2 separate regions of the Homo sapiens genome follow, and region 1 is linked to region 2. The links are chromatin contacts, found by Hi-C or POLR2A ChIA-PET in ENCODE. All regions are on one chromosome and are shown on one strand. The core of a region is the stretch at or near the end of the contact, and the rest is flanking DNA. Distances in the headings are between cores, read along the strand shown. Region 1 overlaps GALNT2 (polypeptide N-acetylgalactosaminyltransferase 2). Region 2 has its middle 69 kb from the start of URB2.

What was found. A loop is a pair of places that touch in the nucleus more often than their neighbours do. ChIA-PET counts read pairs that join two places held with the same protein, here RNA polymerase II (POLR2A). Pooled maps may share reads with other maps.
Region 1: a loop to region 2 is called in a pooled map, with 2.2 times the contacts of the local background. The contact joins two enhancer-like sites. A Hi-C loop is called at or near these places in 1 of 37 single-sample maps with no recorded cell type and 1 of 50 pooled maps. POLR2A ChIA-PET finds 5 or more read pairs at or near these places in 2 of 52 experiments (HEK293 and WTC11).

Annotation. Positions count from the first base shown.
Region 1 is chr1:230,275,498-230,282,437 of GRCh38, reverse strand. It overlaps GALNT2 (polypeptide N-acetylgalactosaminyltransferase 2), which reads right to left. Exons shown (of 16, transcript NM_004481.5): 16 at 316-3,135. The coding sequence ends at 2,980. Among named protein-coding and RNA genes, the nearest start is that of PGBD5, 150 kb to the left of the region's middle. RefSeq lists an enhancer at 1-138. Within about 2 kb of position 5,162, at least 3 of the 41 ENCODE cell types and tissues checked have a DNase peak (open chromatin) inside an H3K27ac peak, as active enhancers do.
Region 2 is chr1:229,692,735-229,698,703 of GRCh38, reverse strand. No RefSeq gene overlaps it. Among named protein-coding and RNA genes, the nearest start is that of URB2, 69 kb to the right of the region's middle. RefSeq lists an enhancer at 3,291-3,792. Within about 2 kb of position 4,428, at least 13 of the 41 ENCODE cell types and tissues checked have a DNase peak (open chromatin) inside an H3K27ac peak, as active enhancers do.

The sequences.
Region 1 (6,940 bases), core at 3,913-6,412, 580 kb before region 2:
TACACAGGAAGGACGTGACCTTGAGCAGGCTAGCAACTTCCTTCACCAGCTTCCCCTGTGGCTGTAAAATGCAAATGTATTTAAGGGCTTGGCTGGGTGCCTGGCACATCATAAACACTCCACAAATGATAATGATTATTATTACAAGTAAGAATAACCAACCAAAGGGCACAGCAATAAAAGCGCATCTGCAAAAGGTGATAAGAAACAGCCACTGAGCAGGAGCTGCAGAAGGCTGACCCCAATCCCAGTCCCCACACCCACCCCACCCAGCCCTCACACACCAGGACAGACTCTGGCCAGCAAAGAGCGGTATCTAGAAAGTATCTTCTCTTTATTTAAGTTAAACAATTTTCAAGGATGGTTTCCATCTATAAAATGGACAAAGTACAAGCTCTGTACAGCAGTTCTTTTTAAAAATCAACTGGAAAAAAAAATTACCAAACTATATTTTGAATTTGCAAAACATACTCACAGATACCATCATCTGAGCTTTTATGAGGACATAAGAAAGGACCAGCACAGAGAAGACAACTAACTTCGGCACGCTTTGCTCGAAGGGCTCTTAGGAAAGAATTCTGAGTTTTAAAAACAGGAGTGGGAGGGTGAGATAGTCCTGATGATTAAAAACTAACGCAACCGCAGTAAGTCACTTTGGCACACTGTGTCATGTAAACATAGCTCACCGCAAAGGACCCCTCCCCGGCCCACCCCTGCTCTTGACGCCCGGACCATCCAAAGCCGCCTCCCAGCTCAGGGACAGGACGCCGCCCCCAGGGCATGGGCCGCACAAGGGTCTGGGTAGACACGTGGGATGATAGGAAGGCTGAGAGGGCCTAGGGGTGCGGGCGGGGTAAAGGTGAAGGGGCAAAGGATTCGTCAGAAAACGTGATTTTAAAACGAGCCAGATTCATCCATTTCCCTCCTTACAGTAGTAGCAGCTCGCAGGTCACAGGGTCTGACAGAAGAACCTGGGTGCTGGGGGCTACGCACACCCTGCTCTGGCCTGCACTCCACAGCCTCGCACAGGTACCTAAGGGGGTTTTCCTCAGGCTCCCCCCGAGCGCCCACCGTGAAAGACAGAAGCGTGCGGAGTTACTCCAGCGTGGGGGCACGCTGCCCACTCACAACACATCTGGTTGCATGGCAGGGGAGGCGGGAAGAGAAGACCTATAGGGCAGCCCTCCAGCCAGGCTTCCACCTCGGGGCCGCTGTCCTACAGTGCACACATGTGGGGCTCCCGCCGGGGAGGAAGACACACAGTGGCCCCTTTCATACAAGACACAGGGAGGAGCATGGCACCGGCACAACCTCCCAGGGTGGCTCCTAACTCCAAGGCCGCCGCTGTCCCACCGAGGGGCCTGCAGGTGTGCCTAACTGACGCTTTTCTCAGACTGCCAGGCCGTGCCAGCCTCTCTGAGACTGAGCATCTGTGTGTGCGGCGCTGGAGAAGGCGGCCAGGAGTGGAGGAGGAAGCAGGGCACCGACCACAGAGTGGCAGGGGTGACGAGGAACATTCCTGAGCACCCAGGTAGAAGCCAGGCACCTCTCCCCGTTATGACTTTCAGTTCATAACTGTCTGTGGTTTAACAGGACCCCAAGGCTCCTGTCTCCCGCCCTGAATCCTCAGTGTAAATGAGCAGGTATTGTTTGGTTCTGACCCTTCCTAATTCTTTCCCCAAAGCCCCCTGAAGCAGTCATCTTGGCCAGGCGGGGTGTGGGAGGGAGCTGCGGGCGGGGCAGGACTCGCTGCCTGGCTGGAGCTCCCCAGGCCAGCAGGTGTGCAGGACTGTGAGCCAGGCCTGTGCCCTGGCTGACGGGCTCATCCCTGACACTGCTGGCCATTAATTCTGAAGGCCCAGCGTGCAGGGCTCAGATCACAATGAAGCCAATACTAGCGTGTGACAGCTGCCTGGCATCATTGGTCTGCCCTGTCGCCAGGGGGCAGCGGTATTGCTGGCTCACACAGAGCTATGGGGTATGTCTTATATTCCTTAGAGAAAAGAAATTTAATGTAAAAAGACCCAAAGTGATATCTGTCAAAATAAGTAACCGCTCCAGGTTCACAGATACGCACAGCACGCAAGGTGGATTCTGACGCACAGTAGGGACTCTCAGGCTGACGCCCAACAGGGATGCCGGGGCCGAGGCCGGTGGTCTGGAGGAAGCCCCCCAGCTGGCCACAGCAGTAGCACCAACTGGCTGATCGGGCTCCAGGGGACAAAGGCCACCTCCTCCCTCTGTGAGAAACTGGCCCCACCGGGCTCTGGCCCCTTCTCCCGGAAGCTGCGAACGGCTTTGTGGGGAATATACAAGATGACGATGATCTACAGAAACCATAGGGAACTGACCGTACATTCTTTCTCTATATAGCTTTATATTTAGTGTCCCACCATAGAAAACTTCATCCTCAATATAGCAAGTACATGAGGTGGAGGGGAGTCTGGCCCAGGAAGACACTTGCGAATGGAGGAGCAGAGAGAGGGACTATTGACGTAAACCTGCCACGTGACACGACTCGGCTTTGTGGAAACCATACGTGATTTCGAAGGGATTGAAAATGGAGATTTCAAGAGTTCTCCTCGCTCCCCTGGGGCATGTGTGCCCCCTCCTCCCGCCCTGTCCTCAGCTCGCACGCATCCGTTCAGTTGCTTCTACCACTCCCCAGTCGGTTGTCGCTGGGTGTCACTCAGTTGCGGAGCCGGCAGAAGTGAAAGCTGGAAGGAAGAGGGGCGCTCCGGCCTGGGGAAGGGGGCCCGGCTGGGCTGCACCGAGAGGAGGGGGAGGGCAGTTCTCGCTTCTTGCCGCTGCTGTGTCTGCACAGTCGTCCGTGCCTTGCCGAAGTTTGACTTTCAGACCATGATGGAATACTGAGGTATATTAGTTTCGCGGAAAGTTTAAGAAACATAATCAATAATGTGATCACCAGACTCCACCCAATGGTGCAGGAGACAGGACGGCAGGGCCTCCCGGACCCTCCTACTGCTGCAGGTTGAGCGTGAACTTCCACTGCTGCGAAAGGGCCGGGCCACACACCTCCACGCTTAGGCCCCCGCTCTTGGCCGTGCGACTGTCCAGGCACAGGTTGCTGCCCACGTGCCTCAGCTTGGAGTTGCCCTCGATCTGTTCCCATTTCTGCAAGACACAGGAGAGTGCCTTAGAGTGTGGGCACAAGCAAAGGAGTACAAACAGATTCGTGTGAATTCAGGACCTTGTGGCTGCATTAAAAACTCACAGATAGACACGTTTTTCCCAGCCTCTCATCTGAACGGCCGAGGAGCTTGCAGCAGCCCCACAGGAAACCAGCCACAGGTGCTGCTGGGACCCAGGAAGGAAACATATTCTCTGCCTTGGATCAAAACTCAGAACGTCTCCTGCCCCAAACTTTCTGTGGGTGTCCCCTCCTCTGAGCCCCAGAGCTCTGGGCACCCACCCCTTCGTCATTAACACAGGATTTGATGTAGGGGAATTTGCATGCCTTCGTATGAAAGCTTGATCCAGTGATGGTTCACCCCAAGAAGGGATCCACACAATGCAGGGCCAGATCCTCCCCTGGCTGTTGGAAAGCAGCCCTGCCTGGAGGCCTTGGTCTGGGCACCTCCATGCTCCCACTTAGGGCTTTCTGCTCGGGGGAGCCAGAGGAACGGTGTCAGGCCAAATGTCAGGAAGAGAGATGGTTGTTTGAACAGAACATAGCATTGAGAAGCCTATTTCTATGTAGTCTGTTCTCTACTGGTGTGCAAGCTCCTTGGTGGATATGAGAAACTTGTCTCTGCTACCCTTGAGCCCCCTGGTGCTCTGTATGGCAGGGACCAATGTTTGCTGAGTTCTGAACATGCCGCTTGTAAAGTACAGGGTACGATGCCTCTTTACTAACACTCAAATCAAGCGAACAACCAAACTCAACCCACATACCCGTTACCCACCAACTAAGCCAGAATCAAAGTGCACAACCCAGCCTGAAGGAAATCTGAGGAGCCCTGTTTAGCAAGTAACATAAATACCCCTTTCAGCCTGAGTGCAGGCGGCTCACGACACTAATCCCAGCACTTTGGGAGGCCGAGGCAGGAAGATCGCTTGAGGCCAGGAGTTCAAGACCAGCCTGGGCAACATAGCAAGAACCCATCTCTACAAACATTTTTTTTAAAAAAAATTAGCAGGGCATGGTGGTGCATGCCTGTTGTCCTAGCTCCTTGCAGGCTGAGGTGGGAGGATCGCTTGGGCACAGGAGTTCGAGGCTGCAGTGAGCTATGGTCATACCCACCCCTGCACTCCAGTCTTAAGCAACAGAGTGAGATCCTGTCTCTTAAAAAAAAAAAAAAAAAGAAAGAAAAACAGAAAAATCCCCCTTTAAAAATCTCTAATGTTTGTTCTTAAAAAAAAAAAGTAACATTTTTTTCTTCCCCAAAGCTCGTTTCAAATAATGAAGTCTGTGGTTCTAATTAATTTTTTATACTGTGTGCACGAAAGCTCCTTCACCTAAGTATTTTTTGCAAATCCTTTTGACATTGCAGAATTAAATTTTCTCACTCCTGCCTCCCTTTCCCCTTTGACTCTGCAAATATGCACAACATATGAAAACATGGACGTGCCTGGAAACCAAATGTTCCAACTGGCAAAGCCAGTTCAGTTCCAAGATAAAATTTGCTAAGGAGCTTCCTCTTGAGGGGCCAGTGAGTGAGGCAGGGAGGAGCCGGTGCAGGCAGAGGAGCCCAGTGCTGGGGACCCGACCTGCGCGAAACACCACAAGGATGTTGTCACTTGTACCCTGCTTTCCTTATTTCCGTCCACCTGCTCACCTGGAGTTCTTGCCAGCAGGGAAAGACAGTGCAATCAGAGGAGCCGGGGAGGCTTTTGCTAAGTGCCTGTCATTGCCTCTTTCATTTCCAGCTCCCTCGTTGCTGTCAATCACCCCTCATGCTGTTTTTCCCCATTGTCATGTAAAGTGTGTATGTATTGAGGCTGCCCTGTTACTCTGAGCAGCCAGGAATCTTCTCAACAAAGAATTCGGAATGAACGGAATCTGATTCTGGCCACTGGAGGGACTGCCTGTCATGTGTCAAAGCATCAGCTAAATCAAGAACCTTAGAAAAACAACAACAAAACCCCAGCTCCGTCTCGCACAGGTGGCCTTGTGGGCTCTGATCTGTCTGTCTGATGGGATTGTGGTTGGGGGTGGGGAGCGCAGATTTTCAAGGCAGTCAGACTCTACTGAAACAGCCCCCACATCCTCTCTAATAGCCTGAGTCTTGGGGTTTAAAACCTAACAGATCCCCATTTATACATGCCATACATCCAGAAAAACTTATTATTTATAGGTCTTTTCATGCTTCACAAAGGTCCTAAGCCGTGTCAGTTATGGTTCCCCAAAACTGGGACTGAAGCAGAAACACCTGTCAATTCTTGAAATTAAGCAATATTGAAGTAATATTTGTTTTTTAAAAAGGTGTCAACTAAAGTCATCACTTTATCAATCCATTACATCCAAAGACATCTCTGCTCCGTTACATCCCAGGGGAATGTGTTTGAGACTCACCCAGTACTTGGCTCAGCAGATGCCAGCCTTGCCCTCGAGGAGCTTCCTCTCGAGGGGCCAATGAGTGAGGCAATTTCTAGGTGGTTTGGGTCCAAGCGGTGCTAGCCTTCTCTTGTTTAACAGGCACTCCCTTACACATTTTGGTATCAAGTCATCAACACAGATGGACATTTAGAGATGCGGATTGTGAGCAGAACCCTAGAGAGGGGCTCCCACTGCCAGGACAGGCTGGGACTCTGCAGAGCAGGGAAGGAGGAGCACCCAGAGCTGGCGCAGGGGTTTGGAGACAGACAGGTGAAAGAGGGCCCTCTGCAGGCGTCTCCCTGACAACTGGGGTCAGAACCGGGGACTCGGTCCTGGCCTTGGTCTTCCCAGATGACTCCAGGGTGGAGGCAATGACTTTCTGAGACTTTTCTGTTGTGAAATCAGGGTTAGACTAGAAGCTGGCTTAGGCTCTTGGCTCCAGTAGGTTCTGTGCCTCAGTTTCCCTACATCCCATCTATCTCTAAGGACCGACTGTAAGAACAGGGGCAGGCACTCCAAGTATGGGCATACAGGGAGGACCTTTTGTGCTTGCATTTCTATTCCTGACACTAACTGTTACCCCATGCCTTGAGAAAGGGTGTGTCCACAAGCTGCCACAAGGGAATACGTCAGAGAAAACCGGCTTACAAGGCAGGTAGAAAGTCTATTCTGAAATGTTTAAAGAAACTGTGTGTATATGTGTGTGTGTGTATATATGTATATATATGTGGTGTGTATATATATGTATATATCTGTGGTGTCTATATATGTATATATGTGTTTATATATGTATATATATGTGGCATGTATATATACGTATATATATGTGGCATGTATATACGTATATATATGTGGCATGTATATATACGTATATATATGTGGCATGTATATATACGTATATATATGTGGCATGTATATATACGTATATATATGTGGCATGTATATATGTATGTATCTGTGGTGTCTATGTATATATGTGGTGTTTATATATGTATATATCTGTGGCATTTATATATGTATATCTATGTGGCATGTATATACATGTATATATGTGGCATGTATATTTGTATATATATGTGGCATGTATATATATGTATATATCTGTGGTGTATGTATATATGTATATATATGTGGTGTTTGTATATATATATGTGGTGTGTATATGTGGTGTGTATATATATGTGGTGTTTACATATGTATACATGTGGCATGTATATATGTTGTGCTTGTATATCTATGTGGCGTATATATATGTGGTGTTTATATAAATGTAGCATGTATCTATATGTATATATATGGTGTGTTTATATGTATATATATGTGGCGTTTATATATGTATATCTATGTGGCATGTATATATATGTATGTATCTGTGGTGTG
Region 2 (5,969 bases), core at 3,179-5,678:
GGTGAATATATGCAGAGACATACATCAGCCAGTCAAGTTCAATTCCAGCTCTACCTCTCCAGCTGGGGGCCTTTGGGCAAGGCCTCACTTGAGTTTCCTCCAGCGTAGACTGTAGATATTAACAAGATTCACCTAATAGGCCTAAGGGAGGGAGTGGGCTAAAGGAGATAATCCACAGAGCCGCCTGTGAGAGCAATGCACGATAAATGTTAGCTATCTTGATTTTTCTTCCTTGCATTTACCATCATTTGCAATTGCAAATTCATTTGTGTGATTATTTGACTAATAACTGTCTTTTTCACTAAAAGACATGCCTGGTGAAGCCAGGGACTGTGTCTGTTTTGCTCACCAGTGTATCTTCAGTGACTCCCAAGCAGAGTCTGACACCCAGTACATGATTGTCAAATGTGCAGTGAATCGGTAAAGGCATGAGGAATAGAAGGCACTTAATACATGTTTGTTGGATTGTAAAAGAACAAAATGCTCTGGAAATGGCTGGTAATGTTTTTTGACCTTGGTGCTGGTTACAACTTGTGACATTGTAAAATATATATTTGGTCTTTATCCCGTTTCCTGGCATTTAACTCTTAAAATCCTTGGAATCTCCAAAGTGATGCATTTTTGTATGCTTATGTTGACTGATAGCTTTAGGATGGGGCCCAGTCAGGTCACCAGAAAGAACAAGGTATAATTAGAGGGCTGGGACTTTCAGCCCTACCCCCTAACCCCTGGAGAGGTGAGAGGGGCTGAAGGTCAAGCTGATGGCCAATGACCAATGACTTAATCAATCATGCCTACCTAATGAAGTTTTCATAAACCCAAAAAGGGCAGGGTTCTAGGAGCTTCCAGATAGCTGAACACATGAAGGTTCCTGGAGGGTTGCATGCCCAGAGAGGGCATGGAAGCTCTGTGCCCCTTCCCCCATACCTCACCCTACGCATCTCTCCTTTGTAATATCCTTTATAATAAACTGCTAAACATAAGTTAGTGTTTCCCTGAATTCTATGAGCCGCTCCAGCAAATTAGCTGAACTCAAAGAGGTGTCATGGGAACCCCAACTTGAAGCTGGTGGGTCAGAGTTCCAGAAGCCCAGACTTGAGACTGGTGTCTGGGGTGGGGGGCAGTCTTGGGGACTGAGCCCTCAACCTGTGGGGTCTGATGCTCTCTCCAGGTAGACAGTGTGGGAATTGAATTGGAGGACACCCAGTTGGTGTCCACTACAGAACCGATGGCTTGCTTGGTGGTGGGAAGAAATCCCCTCCACATTGGGTCGCATTAAATTGTTGTGATGTAAGAGAGAAGAAACTTTCACTCGCGTCCATGTGAAGAGACCACCAAACAGGCTTTGTGTGAGCAACATGGCTGTTGATTTCACCTGGGCGCAGGCGGGCTGAGTCCGAAAAGAGAGTCAGCCAAGGGAGATAGGGGTGGGGCCGTTTTATAAGATTTGGGCAGGTAAAGGAAAATTACAGTCAAAGGGGGTTTGTTCTCTGGCGGGCAGGAGTGGGGGTTGCAAGGTGCTCAGTGGGGGAGCTTTTTGAGCCAGGATGAGCCAGGAAAAGGACTTTCACAAAGTAATGTCATCACTTAAGGCAAGGACCGGCCATTTTCACTTCTTTTGTGGTGGAATGTCATCAGTTAAGGCGGGGCAGGGATTTTCACTTCTTTTGTGATTCTTCAGTTACTTCAGGCCATCTGGGCATATATATACGTGCAAGTCACAGGGGATGCGATGGCTTGGCTTGGGCTCAGAGGCCTGACAGAAACAGTTTGAGTTTTTCCCAAACGCAATTCTAGGGCAATACATATATGTTTTGAAATGTAGATTTTATCATTATTCAGGTCTGATGATGCCAACAGATCAGAAGACTGCCATTGATAAGGTGGCTTGTTGCAATTACCAAGAGGAGGAGGCACTCACTCCTCCACACGGGGCACACAGGCAAGCACTAGAGTTGGTTGAAGACAGAGGGAGAGGGGAAAACCATGGGCAAGGCTCTCTATTGTGGTTTCCAAGGGAAAGAGCATGCAAAACAGGGCAAGCGGGTTGAGGATTGGCTTGTCTGAGTAATTTCAGCAAGCTCTGGGGTATAGGGACTGTGCCTAGTTGTTTGCTACCTGGCCCTGGGGTGATGAGGGCAGGGAATCATGGCCTGGTCAGGAGTGTAAGTGCAATAGAGGAAGTGTCGCTGGTAGGCATTCTAGATTGGTTGGTTTGCATATGAAAGGTGCGCTCTCAGGCCAGCCCTTGACTTTCTCTAGTAATTAGCCCTGGGAGGGGGGACTCCCGCCAAGACAGCAAGGCCCTAAAACAGCAAAGCATCAGAATACAGAAAATAAAAAGACGCAGTTAATACAACATGCGACTGGGGCACCTTCCAGGGCATAGGTGTCCACAAAAAGTGCACACAACAACAAGGACACAAAACAGCGTTTCTAAAGCCACACTGACACTGTGAGAGAGATGCCTGACTTCTCAGGGTCACAAAATGGGAGACAAAGGCAGGCAGAGGGTGCAATTTTAAGAGGCTGTTCTCTCAGCTGGTGACTGAGGCTAAGGGAGGACCATGTGGGGAGGTTCTGTGCCTCCTCCAGGGGAGGGCACTAAGGCTCTGTTCTCCCTGCCCAGCCCTGTCCACCCGCACACTTGTTCCTCTGCCCTGTGAGCTTCCTAAGCTGCTTGTTTTGAGGGGCTTCATCTGAGAATGTTGGCCAGGGGTATTTTCCTGAACTGTGCTGCCTTCTCTGACAGACGTGCTTCCCATCCAAGACCAAAGCCCACTCCATTCTGGCCTCCAGGGGCCTGAGCTTGGCTGGGCCTTTTTCACTCGGATGAGCTTTCATTGCATTTCTAGCAACTACACTGTGGTGTAGCGATCAGAGCCACCAGTTCCGGAACCAGGCTGCTCCTCATTTGCAAACTGCAAATGATGAAATTAAAGTTAATAAGACTTGCTCATAGGGTTACTATATTAAGTTACTCTACTTAGAACATGCCACTTACACAGAAAGTATTATGTAAATGTTATGTTTGCATACATTACAGCACTGCCTAATAATTGGGCAGAAATGACAATCAGCTCAAAAAAACGGATTATAATTATTGATGATTTTAAGAAACTTATCAGGTTCTTTCTCCCTCAAGTAGTCCTTGTCAGACCCTTACTGGACCCACACTAAGTGCAGGGCCTGAGCTAGTCCCCGGAGGCAGATGTGGAAACCTGTCATCCCAGAAGAGGAACAGTAGCAATCACTTGTTGATTGGAACTATGCACCTTGTCTCCCTGGCTCGTGGTCTGATATTTCTCATGGCTATCATGTAGCCAGGCAAAGATCCTATTAGTATGGTTATGCTTTCAATTATTCAAACATTTACTAACTATCAGATGGCATTTTAAACACTGGGTACAAATGAGTCAACTTCATCCTTGCCACATCATTAAGGGATGGGTATTACTAGTCCCATCTTAGATGCAAAGAGAATGTGACTTGGAGCGGCTCAGTATTTGCCCCCTCTGCAGCAGTGCATGGCAGAAGGGATCCAAGCAAGCTGCACACAGGATCTTCTATGATGCAAATTCACACAGGGAGGAGGCAGAGCACCTGCCTGGAAAAGTGTCTCAAACTGAGTTTGGAAGGATATACAGGGGTTGGCCCAGCAAAATGGGTAGTTAGGATAAAGTCAACCTATACAGAGAAAAAAACACATTTCCAGAAGTGGAAGTGTGGGGTGGGCCCGTGCCTGGAAGATGCCAGTGTATCCGTGAGGTGTAAGACATGAGGCTAGAGAGGTGGGAAGGGCCAGGCCATTCTCCAGAAGATTCTAGATCAGTCCAGAATTTATTCTCAGGGGTTAAATTCAGTCATTTTGTGTACCCTCCTACCCATTTGAAATAGCCAAAATTTCAACCACAAACTCACTAAAAAAAAAAAAAAATTCCATTATTTGTCTTTTCAGATGCCAGAGGTCAAATCTTAAAACTATCTGGCCTGCCTTTGACCTTCATGGGAAAACCTAAAGTGTTCTGTCTCCATAGAGCTAGATGTTCATCAAATCCAATTACCTCTCCCAGCTGCACCGCTCACCAGGAGGCAGGGCTCTGCTGGGGACAAAGAGAGGCAGAGGAAGCAGACTGTCCCCAGCCCCGCTTCCTGCTGCAAATTAAGCCAGGCATCGACTGTGCCGACTCACCACCTGGCTGCTGCCACAACAGCAGCTGCAGCCTGTTAGCACTGAAGAGTTTCTCTCCCAACTATTCCCATTAGTGTGGCCAGCGAGGGGGAGGATGAGTAAGTGTCTGTGCTCAGCTTGGGGCTCTGGCTCCTGCTGTCTCTTCACTGGGCTCTGACCTCCAGGGGCTGGGCGGGACATCCAAGCGTCAGAAGCCAACATAGGCCTGCTGACTCCCAGAGTTCGGCGCCTAACTTGGAGACAGGGCAGCAGAAGAGATTCTCAGCCCTGGCTGCCAAGCATTGCTCAAGAAGCTTCAGATTCAGAGAGACTGGGTAAGGCGGCCCCTCTGGGTCTGTAAAGCACCACTGTGATTCCAAAGCACAGCCAGGGTCAGCACTTCACCGATCTGTATTCACCAGCTGTCCTGCACATGTGTCTTTGATAGGACATGTGGGAAAGACATTAGGCCCTTCCAGCTCCCAGTAACTAAATATAGTCCTTCACATATCTCAGGGTAAGGCACTCTGTACCTTTTCAAACTGCTTTCATATACCTTGTCTCATTTGAGCCTGTGAGCAAGGGGAGGAGGCCGCTGAAACCCCAAGGTGCACTGAACGCCCCTGATGCCTTTAATCACGCAGCCAATTAGAGGCAAGGTTGGAACTATGCACCTTGTCTCCCTGGCTCGTGGTCTGATATTTCTCATGGCTATCATGTAGCCAGGCAAAGATCCTATTAGTATGGTTATGCTTTCAATTATTCAATACTTCTGTGTTACAATACACTGCTTATGTGGAACTGCTTGTAAGTGGCCATCATTGACTTCACCGATGAATCTGCTCCCCCTGTGTTGGAGAAAGTACCGAGTCATTGCCTCTAACCCCTAGCAAATGTAAAATACCTTTGCAATAGCTGGAAAAAGAAAATCACTGATGCCGACAGAATCTCCTTCATTCTCATAGACTAGGTAACAAAAGGGGAAGAAATCATGTCAGCTGAAAGATCTGGGGAGAAATCGATTTGGGACTGCTAGAATCACAGGAAGTTTTTGTTGAAGGATCAGAAACCCACGCAAGCCAGCTCAAGCAAAAGGTTTATTGTACAAGACACAGAGCGATGTAACAGAACCCAGCTGTAGGAAGTGCAGCTGGGTCTCCAGGGAACCAGAGAATGAATGGCAACCGTTTCTCAAGCCACATCATCTCTCATCTTGGCTTCTCTCTGTACACCTGCTCCCATATCCTCCCTATGGGCTGGCTTCCCCTTGCTGTTCAGGGTTTCTGCTCCTTCACAACTTCAGTTTGCTTATTGCTTTGTCTAAGTAAGCCTCACCATGAAACTTGACTCTACATAACTGTACTTGGAACCTATAGCTAATCAAGTCAGTCCCCGGAACTGGAAGCATCCCTATTCCAGATCCTCAGGGAGAGGATCTGACTGTTTGGCTGGGCTGGCAGGGCCCACCCCACTGTCCACTCATCTGATTCCAGGAAGGATTGAGTCTCATGGGATGCTGCCTAGATCTAAGCTGGCAATGGGGATGACAGGTAAAGAGACCAGTCACTTAGAACTGAGCCAAGACAAACTCAGATGACTCTATCCCAGGAAGAAAGGCAAAGCCTCCCTTCTGAAAGCCATTCAACAAGCAGGTCATTGAAGTGTGTTGGAACACAGGTTAGAATAATAAATAATAGGCTGGGTGTGGCGGCTCACGCCTGTAATCCCAGCACTTTGGGAGGCCAAGGTGGGTGGATCACCTGAGGTCAGGAGTTCAAGACCAGCCTGGCCAACATGG